Regions from separate parts of the Mus musculus genome. Here region 2 is linked to region 1. Evidence: chromatin loops called from intact Hi-C (ENCODE). Cell type or tissue: heart. All regions are shown on one strand.

Region 1 (2,500 bases):
CTGAGTTCGAAGCCAGCCTGGTCTACAGAGTGAGTTCCAGGACAGCCAGGACTACACAGAGAAACCCTGTCTCTGAGCAGTCGACTCCGTCAAAACTTTTGACAAGGGTGTCCAACATTATAACACTGTATTCATAACGTAAACGTGGGTCAAACAAAAGCAAGCACCCTAAAGCACACAACCCTATTAAGAAAACGCAAGCATCGTATTACCAACCAGCAGACCTGATGGGTGGCGGCCGAGGTGGAAGTCTAGACCCACCTGAAGGAGACTTGAGGGCGACCAGGCCTGGGGAAGTCAGCACGAGGATTTGGTGGGACACCTGAGGTCCAGGGCGACCTTGGTAAGAAACTGGGTGAAAATATTAGAGCGACCTCAAACAGCGCTCAACGCAATGCCTGATTTACCTCAGCGAAGACCGCTCAGTGCTCAGCACTTCCGGGTCATCTTCCCCTACCCAAAGGCGCTTCCGGTTTTCAGTCCGCATTTGTGCGGCTACATTTAAGGAATTGGAGCGGACGTATGTTAGTTTTTCTTTTTCAAGACAGGGCTCTTCTTTGTAGCCCTGTTTGTTATGAAACTCACTCTGCAGACCAGGCTGGCCTCGAAAACGGAGATCTGCCTACCTCTGCCTCCTGAGCGCTGGGAAGACCACCACTGCCGCCCTGCGTATTATTTGGAGGCGGGGGAGGGGTGTTGGGACAGTGTCTTACTATGTAGCCTTGGCTACCTGAAACTCACAGAGATCCGCCTACCTGTACCTACATCCAAAGTGCTGGAATTAAAGGACTATGCCACCATGTTCTGTTATGTTCATTTTAAATAGTCTTTGGAACAATTTAAAAGCAAACAATAACAAAAAAATACCAACCAGTGTTATTGATTAGGAACAACGAACGCTGTAAGAATAAGAAGGAGGAGGTGCCTATCCATTTAATACCTTATGATTTTGGATGTTTGATGTTCATGAATATGTTATTCATCAAGAAGACAATGTAGTTTTTTGTTTATTTGTTTTTTAAGCGAAATATTACATAGAAAAGGAAATGTAGGGAGCAACAAGATGGCTCTGCAGGTGAAGTCACCTGCTACCAGACCTGACGACCTCTTAGTTCTATCACTCGTTGTCCTCTTATCGCTTCCTGTGCCAGGGAGAAGGGAACAGGAAACAGGGAGGGGGTAGAAGAAGAGAAGGGATGGGGGAAGGAGAGACAGAGATAATTTTTAACTTTAGAGAAAAAGAAATTCTAATCTTATTGATTGCACCTCTTCTCTATTCTGAAACCTAACACGATGGTTCACAGGTGAGAACTCATTCCATACAACTATTAATACAGTATGTTCCAGGCCTACAGAGCTTATCCATGCTACCAAAATCTGAAAGGACTCTGACATGCATAGGGTACACAAATACACATACAAGTCAAAACGCTTATATACACAAAATAATACCAAAAAAACCTGCTTTGTAAAGCTCTCTGTTTCACATTGCTATCAAATCTAGAAGTGTTTGGCTGTTACCATCCTCTTCTAATAATTCCTATCCACATTTCTCCAGGTTATCTCCAGGATCCCAGGCCTGAGTGTTGTAAGCTAGCTTCCTGTTCTCTAAGCTTTACATTTTCAAATTAGGACTATGTGTACTTGCCTTAAACTCTGTTTGATTTTTTTTTTTCTTTTAGTCAATCAGAGAACACAGAAAACAACTATCCTCATAGCTTCTCAAGGAATTATAAGTCAAAGTAAAAAGTTATAACATGGGATAACTGTATTTTTTTCAGTCATTCAGACCTGATAAATAAGTATAATTATTCCTGCTGCAAGGAATATTTTAATAGCTTGATGTTAGCTAGTAATGCCAACAAGGAAGCTTGCTAGTCATTGTTTTTTTTTAACTTACTTATTATTATAAATAAGTACACTGTACCTGTCTTTAGACACACCAGAAGAGGGCATCAGATCTCATTATGGTGGTTGTGAGCCAGCCCCACTAGTTATTATTAAAACAGTTCTCTGCTTTATTTTTCTTTGTGTCTCATAAAACTATTCAAGTTGAGAGACAAGCAATACAATACAAACAATACAATAGTTGAAAGGCTAAAGAGATGGCTCAGTGGTTAAGGGCACTCACTGCTCTTCCAGAGGACCATGGTTCAGTTCCCAACATTCATATTGTAGCTTGCAACTATCCATAACTCCAATTCCAAGAATCCTACCACCTTGTCTTAGTAAGGGTTACTATTGCTATCATGAAACACCATGACCAAAAGTAAGTTGGGGAGGAAAGGGTTTGTTTGGCTTACACTTTTACATCATTGTTTACCATTGAAGGAAGTCAGGACAGGAACATATTTTAGGTGTCCACAGAGCCATTCAGATCAAAACCTACTTAGGCATGTTGGTACAAACCTGTAATCCCATCACTGAGAAGACTGAGTTAGAAGGATCTAGCTTAGTCTGTATAGCAAGACCTTATTTCATAAAAGGAATCAAAGAGGTT
Region 2 (2,500 bases), 300 kb before region 1:
TTTTTCCGGTGTTTTTATATACTTTACATATGGTCAACACTGCGCTCCAAACACATTCATTTTAAGAGCTATTTGATTTTTGCCAACTTCCCAGGTTTCGTCTTATCTGCTACAATGCTTCATTTCACTTTGGAGAGACCTGAAATCCCAGCTCTGAGTCTTGTCCATGTATTTGGCTAGAAGCAAAACTAGTTTTCTGCATGATGTATACCCCAGCGGCTCTGGGGGCCCTGATCCCCTTAGGCTGTGACGAAGGCAGCATACAGCAGCTTCCGAGTTCCCAGAGACAAGGCCTGCTCCCAGTGGATTGCAGCCACTCTCTGAGGCAATGTCTCCATGTGAAACCTCCTTAGCTCCAATCTCCCAGTGCTAATGGTCTTTCCTGAGGAATGGCATCCCAGCTTTTCCAGGATGGAAAAAAGTCCAAAACCAGGAGATCCCACTTCCTGCTGATTAGAACCTGAACTCTGCACGGAGCTCAGAAAGCTAGACTCTAAAACTGGCTTTGCTACTAATGTTGGAGTATGAGTCTCTCTCTGTACAAGGAGACTGGGCTACACGTTTTCTTTTACGCCCCAATCCTTTAACCCTCAGAATCTTTTCAGTTCTGTTTAGTTCTAACAACTTAAATTAGTAGTGGTTTCCCATTGCCAAGAGCTCACAATGGGTCATGCAAATTGTTCAGCACCTTAAAGGCACACGCCATGCCCTCGGAGCTATGACGTCATCTCTCTTCGGCCCACTGTTTTAAAATGCAGTCAGCTTATAGAGTAAAGCGGGACAAGCTACTGTAGGAGTCCTCCCCTGACATGGGTCACTGACTGATGCCCTCGCCTAACAAATGTGCTCCACATGGGATTCCACAAGGAAATGTCGGTAGACGCTACAGTTTGAAGATCCACACCATTCAAGCCCCACTAGAAGGATTTAGGGGGCTAGAAATTACTCTGGCTACAATATTTGTGTGGGGTTTGAGGGTTAAACGTGGCCATAAGGATTAGACCCTAATCAATGAAACTGTGGCTGTAATGGTTAGTTTCTAACGTCAGTCAGCTCGTCACAACTTGGAATCATCTAAGTAGAGAGTCTCAAGTGAGAAATGTGTCCATCAGATGGGGCTGTGGGAGCATCTTTGGGAAACTGTCTTGATTGCCTTAGTTGATACAGGGAGACCCACCCTAAATGTGGGTGCTGCCTTCTTGTAGCAGCCCAGGCTAAAAGGACATAGAAGAAGAGTATGTGCCTTTTGGTTGGTTGCTTTCTTCTCACAGAGTTCATTTATCTATTGCTGCTGCTGCTTCTGATGATGATGATGATGACGACGACGACGATGATGATTCTTTTGCTGGTATCAGAAGAAGCAGCTTTTCTGGGCTTCCAACATGGGCTAAGGACCAGTGGTCCTCTAAGAGCCCTCTAGTCCTTCAGCACCAGATTGGGACTGCAGAGGTTCCCCTGCCTCGTAGACTGGAAGTAACCACCTGTTTTCTGCCTTTCAGATGTAAGACTATTCCAACCTTGTTGTGTAAACTGATTTAATCAGCCCTTCATGTATATTTCATTATTCTAGACAACCCTGACTGATACAGCAGCAGCTTTATGACAATAGAGAACTAAACGGAACTTAGAAGAAATTGCTGTGGCTTCTTTTTAAAGTCAGCGCCAGTTTCTACAAGTACTGAGTGAGGATGAGGAAGGAAGCAGAAGTGGTCAGGTGCAGTTAGAGGAGACAGAAAGAGAAAGTGAGAGTGACAGCAGAGGCCACACACCTTACACAGTCCTCCTCAGCTCTTCGCAGGGATCACCCTCACCTCAATGGGCTTGTTAGTCTAGCAGGACAGGATAAAAAAAAAGTTTCTGGGGATGGTTAAGAGATGTGTCCCCTGACCACCACTGATCATCAGTTGAGCCAGAATTAAGCATCATGGACTGCTTCTATCATATTTGATTGGCACAACTGATGGCTTGTGGCCAGAGAATTCAAAGACCTGGGACCCAGGCTCACATCTGCTAAGGACAAGGTTATGTTGGGTTTCAGAGAAACAACCGGCGTCTCTGAAAGGTGGAAGACATTTCTTTGCCAAACTGGTCTTTTCCTGTGTAGTAATGGAGCTGAGGTGACGAGGGACCAGCCAAGCCCAGCTGGGAGAGGTTCTTCTGTTCAAGGGATGCCCCATGGCTGACACAGGAACCATCTCATGAATTGAGGTGTCAGGACAGCACATTAGAGGAAGCATAGGACATGTGATGTTAAGCCAAAGCACAGCCCCTGCTGAGCACATCTTCAAAAAAAAAGAAATTGGGCTTCTTCAACACACACATACACACACACACACACACACACACACACACACACACACACACACTTGTCTCTTTGGCTCTCTCTGTGAAGACTATATGCTTAAAAAGGAAATGCCCCTCCTGAGAGAGGGAATCATGGACTCTACTAAAATAGACTTGTTGCCCAGACTCTCAGGGATTGCCCACCATACAGAAAGCA

The links. Peaks named below come from ENCODE experiments on the same cell type or tissue, not always from the same donor. Only the 100,000 strongest peaks of a DNase experiment are listed, where the experiment ranks them.
Region 2: a loop joins it to region 1, with 14 times the contacts of the local background. A loop is called at or near these places in 7 of 42 quality-filtered maps.

What each region holds. Positions count from the first base shown.
Region 1 is chr2:104,884,255-104,886,754 of GRCm38, reverse strand. Ccdc73 (coiled-coil domain containing 73) reads right to left here and starts at 431. Exons shown (of 18, transcript NM_177600.4): 1 at 262-431. In heart, no CTCF peak of the experiment used is centred here; no DNase peak of the experiment used is centred here.
Region 2 is chr2:105,184,577-105,187,076 of GRCm38, reverse strand. No RefSeq gene overlaps it. Among named protein-coding and RNA genes, the nearest start is that of Them7, 39 kb to the left of the region's middle. In heart, a CTCF peak has its summit at 1,089; no DNase peak of the experiment used is centred here.